Regions from separate parts of the Homo sapiens genome. Here region 1 is linked to region 2. Evidence: chromatin contacts called from ENCODE Hi-C or POLR2A ChIA-PET data. All regions are on one chromosome and are shown on one strand. Each heading gives the region's core, a stretch centred on a gene start or an enhancer-like site at or near the end of the contact. The rest is flanking DNA. Distances are from core to core; before and after follow the strand shown. Region 1 has its middle 32 kb from the start of LINC02656. Region 2 overlaps ANKRD16 (ankyrin repeat domain 16).

Evidence for each region. A loop is a pair of places that touch in the nucleus more often than their neighbours do. ChIA-PET counts read pairs that join two places held with the same protein, here RNA polymerase II (POLR2A). Pooled maps may share reads with other maps.
Region 1: a loop to region 2 is called in a pooled map, with 4 times the contacts of the local background. The contact joins two enhancer-like sites. A Hi-C loop is called at or near these places in 1 of 50 pooled maps. POLR2A ChIA-PET finds 5 or more read pairs at or near these places in 2 of 52 experiments (AG04450 and activated naive CD4-positive, alpha-beta T cell).

What each region holds. Positions count from the first base shown.
Region 1 is chr10:6,380,134-6,384,193 of GRCh38, forward strand. No RefSeq gene overlaps it. Among named protein-coding and RNA genes, the nearest start is that of LINC02656, 32 kb to the left of the region's middle. Within about 2 kb of position 2,098, at least 7 of the 41 ENCODE cell types and tissues checked have a DNase peak (open chromatin) inside an H3K27ac peak, as active enhancers do.
Region 2 is chr10:5,859,177-5,862,999 of GRCh38, forward strand. It overlaps ANKRD16 (ankyrin repeat domain 16), which reads right to left. Exons shown (of 8, transcript NM_019046.3): 8 at 2,440-3,515. It also overlaps the pseudogene RPL12P28. Among named protein-coding and RNA genes, the nearest start is that of TRV-TAC3-1, 7.3 kb to the left of the region's middle. RefSeq lists enhancers at 3,261-3,310, 3,611-3,680. Within about 2 kb of position 2,300, at least 4 of the 41 ENCODE cell types and tissues checked have a DNase peak (open chromatin) inside an H3K27ac peak, as active enhancers do.

The sequences.
Region 1 (4,060 bases), core at 848-3,347, 520 kb after region 2:
ATCCAGGTCATGTTGATGCAAAAGGTGGGCTTCCATGGTCTTAGGCAGCTCCATCTCCATAGCTTTGCAGAGTACAGCCTCCCTCCTGGCTGCTTTCATGTGCTGGTGTTGAGTGTCTGTGGCTTTTCAAGGCACATGGTGCAAGCTGTTGGTGGATCTACCATTCTGGGGTCTGGAGGACAGTGGCCTTCTCACAGCTCCACTAGGCAGTGCCCCAGTAGGGACTCTGTGTGGAGACTCTGACCCCACATTTCCCTTCTGCACTGCCCTAGCAGAGGTTTTCAATGAGGGCCCCACCCCTGCAGCAAACTTCTGCTTGGGCATCCAGGCATTTCCATACATCCTCTGAAATCTAGGTAGAGTCGACTTAATTCTTGACTTCTGTGCACCTGCAGGCTCAACACCACGTGGAAGCTGCCAAGGCTTGGGGCTTCCACCCTCTGAAACAACAGCCTGAGCTGTACCTTGGCCCCTTTTAGTTATGGGTGGAGTGGCTGGGACTCAGGGCACCAAGTTCCTAGACTGCGCACAGCAGAGAGACCCTGGGCCTAGCCCACGAAACCATTTTTTCCTCCTAAACCTCCAGGCCTGTGATGGGAGGGGCTGCCGCAAAGGTCTCTGACATGCCCTGGAGACATTTTCCCCATTGTCCTGGTGATTAACATTCAGATCTTCATTACTAATGCAAATTTCTGCAGCCAGCTTTAATTTCTCCTCAGAGAATGGGATTTTTGTTTCTATCACATTGTCAGCCTGAAAATTTTACAAACTTTAATGATCTGTTTCCCTTTTAAAATTGAATGCCTTTAACAGCATCCAAGTCACCTCTTGAATGCTTTGCTGCCTAGAAATAGAAATCTTCCACCAGATACCCTAAATCATCTCTCTCAAGTTCAAAGTTCCACAAATCTCTAGGGCTGGGGCAAAATGCTGTCAGTCTCTTTGCTAAAACGTAACAAGAGTTACCTTTGTTCCAATTCCCAACAAGTTCCTCATCTCCATCTGAGACCACCTCAGCCTGGATTTCACTGTCCATATCATTATCAGCATTTTGGTAAAAGCCATTCAGCAAGTCTCTAGGAAGTTCCAAACTGTCCCACATTTTTCTGTCTTCCTCTGAGTCCTCCAAACTGTTCCAACCTCTGCCTGTTACCCAGTTCCACATTTTTGTGTATCTTTTCAGCAGTGCCCCACTCTACTGGTACCAATTTACTGCATTAGTCTGTTTTCATGCTACTGATAAAGCCATATCTGAGACTGGGGAAAAAAAAGAGGTTTAATGGACTTATAGTTCCACATGGCTGGAGAGGCCTCACAATCGTGGCAGAAGGCAAGGAGGAGCAAGTCACATCTTACATGGATGGTGGCAGGCAAACAGAGAGAGATTGTGCAGGAACATGCCTCTTTATAAAACCATCAGATCTCATGAGACTAATTCACCATCACAAGAACAGCACGGGAAAGACCCGCCCCCATAACTCAGTTACCTCCCACCAGGTCCCTCCCACAACACGTGGGAATTCAAGATGAGATTTGGGTGGGGACACAGCCAAACCATATCACCATGTCTCTCCATGGACTGACTTGATGGACAATTCTTTGGAGGTGGATAACTGTGATTGTCCTGTAAACCATAAAGCAGAGAGGGCACCCCAAGGAAAGCCATGTTACCCAAGTAGATGCTGGACAAGTGTTAAATACATAGCTGCCTTCATTGTGGAAACAGGGGCAGGGATCTGAGGACTTCTATATCAAGACCTTTCCACTCCTCCACTAGTTTACTTCTCTGGGTCTACTGTCGACATTCATCTAAAATGCAACTCCAACAGAAATTGTGGGACAGGGATGTCCCATTCACCTGGAGAAAGGCTATACAAGGCAATACAATGGCCATTGCAGCAAAAAAATCAGGTGTCTAGAAACATATTAAGCCAGAATTAAGCTGTAGCTCTCTGCATAGTTTATGAGACACTTCTCTGAAGTGCAGCTGAAAATGATGGGTGTGTGTGTGTTTTAAATCTGAAGGCCCTCGGGAATGGCATGTACACAAATGTCAGTGTTTGTGGGCATGAAAGGGAAGGAAACCAGACATGGGGCTGGCGGAGAAGACTTAACAGCTGCAGCTGGCATGCTTTTGCTTTGTCTTTGATTCTTTCGATTCCTGTTTGGCTTTGGTCCCATGTTTTGGGCTGTGACTAAGCTTTCGTGTCTTTGGGGGCTAAGTAGACATCAAAACAAGAAACGCCACTCACTGTGCAAATGGATTTGCCCGAAATGCTGCTGAAGAAGACAGGTTGGCATCGGGCTGGTGCTTTTCTGCTTCTACTTAAATAGGAGAGGATTTGGTCAAACTTGGTCCTTGGGACAAGGAGCTGTTTTGGACAAACGGTTTACGGAAGGTGAGGCTGGGTATTTTAAGAAGGGAGGTGAGAAGTGAGAGACCTGGAATCTGGTCCTTGTAATCGGTCATCTTGCAACATGGACTTGACTGTTGTGGAAATGGTCTACACCTCAGTTTCCTTTTTACCACAAGCTCTTCCCTCCATCTCTGTCGACACATTTCCCTCCTCTTGCTCCAGCCTCTGCTTATTTCAGGGGCTCAGTTTTCTCAAGATGGCCCCATGAAACTTCCTTGCCACAGAATGCTTCTCTGGATGCTATATCAATCGATTACATGTTAGTATGAATTTAGCTAATACACTACCTCCACATGTGACTGTACACTCAAAGTATCCCAGCAGAGGCACTCTCCCAGGTGCAACAAGATGAAACAGTCAGTTTCGGGGTCTCTTATCATGTCCCTATATAAACACAGGTGTGGGAGGGAAATATTTTGAGATGACTGCATGGAACTCTGTATTCCTTTTCCATATAATGAGTATATTATTCTCCAGCGTCTCTCCATTGCTCAAAACCACGAATATCTCCTCTCTTGAAAAAGTGACAGTGTGAGGACTGGGAAGCTGAAATTTTAGCTCAGAAGTCTACAACTAGAACCAAGTTTCTAAAAATGTGCTGTGTTATATAATCCAGGAGGAGGCAATGGAAAAGTACCAGCTGGTGTGGGACTGGAGGCTTTCCTGCCTCTGACTCACTCAGGCAAAAGGTCTTGAATTAAGATGCTTCTCAGAAAATCCAAACAAAACCCATTCATTCTCCAAGGCTTCGCATTCGTTGTGGGAGTCAAAATGTAACCATGGGACTGAGATTGCCTGGGCACATTTGGGAAAGTTCACAAAGTTTGTTCTTGTGTCCCTCGAGGCCAGCTTCCAGGGCCTCCCCACTCCTTTCCAGATGCCCGATGCCATCCTGCCGTATCTATGGCACCACAGACAGCCCTATCGGGAAGATGGCCCAAATGGCTTTCCCCATCAAAACTTGACTTCTCTGTCCTGTGGCCTCAGGCCCTGCTCTGGGTTGTCCTTAACTAAACAGTTAGATGGATCCTTGCTGTGGTGTTAGCTAACTGAATAGAGCACCTTTGAAAAAATAACATAATAGGCTGACCACGGTGGCTCATGCCTGTAATCCTGGCACCTTGGGAGGCTGATGGGGGAGGGTTGCTTGAGTCCAGGAGTTTAAGACTAGCCTAGGTAACATAGCAAGCCGTTGTCTCTACAAAAAATGTAAAAATTAGTCAGGTGTGGTGGTGCCTGCCTGTGGTCCCAGCTACTTGGGAGGCTGAGGTGGGAGGCTTAAGGGGGTTGAGGCTACCTTGAGCTGTGTTTGCACCACTGCACTCCAGCCTGGGTGACAGAGTGAGACCCTGCCTCAAAAACAAAACAAAACAAAAACAAAACATAATGTCTTAACTCAAAAGAGAGCATGGCTACTTGTGCAGTGACAAAAGTGGCTGGCATATCAGGAATGATGACTCTGGCCTAGGAAGATGTTTGGGACCTGTGGAGCCTTTGGATGTGGAGTCCCTCAGATCACACTAGAATCTGGCTGCCTTCTCCACGAAGAGATTTCTGTGTGGAAGGTCCAGGCATCTGTGTTTTGCAGCTCCCCAGAAGGTTTTGAGGCCTGTGGGAAATGATGGGGGACTGCAGCACTTGTA
Region 2 (3,823 bases), core at 1,050-3,549:
CACCCAGATGCCCTACAGACTCCTGTTTCAACCCAGTGAGCTTTGGGGTGGTCTGTCATTTAGTAACAGCTAACTGATACAGGTAAAAATAGGAAAAAGGGCTATAATGGCCAAAAAAACAAATCTAAAGATCTTCAATCTGATTGAGAAATGCCAAGGCCGGGTGTGGTGGCTTATGCCTGTAATCCCAACACTTTTGGAGGCCAAGGTGAAAGGACTGCTTAAGGCCAGGAGTTCGAGACCAGCCTGGCCAACACAGTGAGACCCCCCTATAAAAGTGGAATCTCTACATAAATTTTAAAAATTAGCTGGGCGAGCTGGTGCGTGCTTGTGGTCCCAGCTGCTCAGGAGGCTGAGAAGGGAGGATTGCTTGAGCCTAGGAGGTCGAGGTTGCTTGAGCCTAGGAGGTCAAGGCTGCAGTGAGCTATGGTCACACCACTGCACTCCAGTCTGGGCAACAGAACAGGACCCTGTCTTTAAAAAAAAAAAAAAAAAGAAATGCAAAATTAAAATCATGAGATAGTACATCATGTTAGTGGCCATTAAAAGTGTGATACCGTGGCCAGGCGCAGTGGCTCACGCCTGTAATCCCAGCACTTTGGGAGGCCGAGGCTGGTGGATCACCTGAGGTCAGGAGTTTGAGACCAGCCTGGCCAACATGGTGAAACCCCATCTCTACTAAAATACAAAAATTAGCTGGAAGTGGTGGTGTGCGCCTATAATCCTAGCTACTTGGGAGGCTGAGGCAGGAGAATCGCTTGAACCCAGGTGATGGAGGTTGCAGTGAGCTGAGATTGTGCCACTGCACTCCAGCCTGGGCGAGAGTGAGACGCCGTCTCAAAAAAAAAAAAAAAGTGCGATACCACACAGCTTTGGTGATGGGTATGCCTGGGAAGGAATCTTGGCAAAAGCGATGTCTGTGGTGCTCAAGACCCATCCCAGCCTCCTGGGCATGTGAGCCCCACACTGCAGACACAGGGAAGTTACCAGCTACATGCCCCAGGCTCCCCTAGGTCCAGATTTTGAGATGTGAGTTGGATTCTGCTAATTGCTTGAGTTTCGGAAAGCAGAAGCGAAAGCCGTATTTCTGCTTCCACTGGCAAAGGCTGCAAGTGATTTTCTGTGGAGTGTTTTCTGATCATTTGGCCTCTCGACTGTAGCAGATGAAGACAGCAAGCTTCTGGAGTTGGAAGCGAAGGCAGCAGCTTCCTATACTGGCAAAGATTTTCCTGATTGAAAAGGCACTTCTTTTTGAGGCCTAGGTCTGAAGTACAGCCCTTGATATCGTCCCTGAAAGTTCAACGAGATTTGTTCTCGAGCCTTCCTGACAATTCTGCATACCATCAGGACCCCGTAACAAATCTTCTGCATAAGCTGGCTCCAATGAACGCTAGTCTCTGCTAACTGAACTGTAGCTGATACAGTTGGCAACCTAAAAAAATGGACAGATCCTTTGATCCGCTTCTAGGAATTTATCTTCCAGTCATTCCCATAAGGACACAAAGATGTGTCCGGCACTGCTGTTTATAATAACTTAAACAACCCCAGAATGTCCTAAAATGTCCAGAAATAGGGAACAGCTTAGACAAATTGTGGCACATCTGAAAGATGGAATGTCAGAAAGAATGCAACATTATGCAAAGTTAAAAAGAATGAGGTAGATCTTTAAGAACTAATGAGAAAATGAAAATAACAAAACAAAAAGAACTAATGAGAAACAATGCACTCAGTTTAAAGTTGCAAGAGTGTTATATGATCCTATTTGGAATAATCTTTATTTGTACTGTCTGAATTATTTTTCCCCAGAAGCAAATATTTTAGAATATAAACTCATTAAAAATGAAATAAAGCGCATGAGTGTTACATCATATATAACCTTATTCAAATCCATGGGTAATTCCTTGAAGGCATACCATGTGCAGGAGCTGTGTGCAGCCTTCTGGGGTTTGTAAGGTGCGTAAGATACAGTAACTGACCCAGGCGGGGTGCGGTGGCTCACGCCTGTAATCCCAGCACTTTGGGAGGCTGAGACGGTTGGATCACCTGAGGTCAGGAGTTTGAGACCAGCCTGGCCAACATGATGAAACCCTGTCTCTACTAAAAATACAAAAATTAGCCGCGCACGGTGGTGGGAGCCTGTAATCCCAGCTACTTGGGAGGCTGAGGCAGAAAAATCACTTGAACCCAGGGGGCGGAGGTTGCAGTGAGCCGAGATCGTACCACTGCACTCCAGCCTGGGCGGCAGAGTGACTCTGACTCATAAAAAGAAATAGTAACTGACCTCCAGGGATGCATGACTCAGTGGCCTTGACTACCACTTATATAAATAGTTCTAACATAAGGCGAACCATGGGATAATTGCTACAAAGTGCAAAGCAGGAACAGGGGCGGAGAAATTAATTCTTGTGAACCTGGAAGACATCTGACGACTCTGCTGGGTGTGGATGAAGAGATTATGCCAAGAGCTAATTTTTATTAAATGCTTTTTCTATTCCTGGGTTCTTTGAGAATCATTGACATTTATTATTTACTACACATCAGACACGGTGTTAAGTGGCTTAGATGAAATGTCTTTTTTTTTTTTGGTTATCAGATAACCCTTTGTGAAAATATTTTCCTTTGCATTCTTTAACTAGCTGGGCATTCCACAGCTTCACTGTTGGTATCATCTGTGATACTATCAACATGGCAGCTCACAGACTGGGCAGGCCCCAGGAATTCTTTTTTTTTTTTTTTTTTTTTGGAGACGGAGTCTTGCTCTGTTGCCCAGGCTGGAGTGCAGTGGCGCATATTCGGCTCACTGCAAGCTCTGCCTCCAGGGTTCACAGCATTCTCCTGCCTCAGCCTCCTGAGTAGCTGGGACTACAGGCGCCCACCACCATGCCTGGCTAATTTTTTTGTATTTTTAGTAAGAGACGGGGTTTCACCACGTTAGCCAGGATGGTCTCGATCTCCTGACCTCATGATCCTCCCGCCTCGGCCTCCCAAAGTGCTGGGATTACAGGCATGAGCCACCGCAACCGGCCCCCAGGAATTCTTTAATGGTTCCAGAGAGTTCTCTGGCTAAAGACTGCTGCTGCATCTGTTAGGCAATGTTGACAATCTCATCAGAAGTGGTGCTACCACTGTGTTTCATGTTTTTGTGTTTCTTTCTTTCTGTCGGTGGTTCCTGAGGGTTGTGACGATCAGGGCAGAGGCAGAAGGCACCACCTCAATCTGGGCCTGTCTGCTGTGGCTGGTCAGTTTCACTATCATCCTCAGACTCTTCCAGTCAATGGTTGGTGATGTCATCAGCAACCATTTTTGGAGACAGACCCAGGGAGCTGACCTTGGGGGCCAGTGCAGATGTGGCACTGACTTCACCACTGGTACACCTCAGATATACAACTTTGATCTCGCTGGGGTCAAACGTAGGTGGCTGCGGTTGGTTGAACTCAGGTTCAGGATGACTGAAGCAAGTTGCACTTGGCTTTCTCTGAGCCGAAAAACGAAAGGTGCTCAGGCTCCCAGCAACTCTGTGAAGAAAGAGTTATTATCATCTCAGTTTACAGATGAAACAGAAGCTCAGAGAGGGCAAGCAGCTAGCACAAGGTCCCACAGCTGGACTCAGGGCTGCTGGCTACAGGGCCTGGCTCTACATGCTGCACAGTCAGAGAGGGAGAGTCCCATGCGCAGTTGGAAGGGAGAAGGGAAGGGGAGGCTGGCGCTAGATAGTAACAAGCTGTGTGTTTTGGGCATTTCCCCTGTACCAGACACTGTGCTAAATGACCCTTCTGCTCTGTTTGCCTGGAAAAGTCCCCATCTTAGTGAATTCTGACTTTCC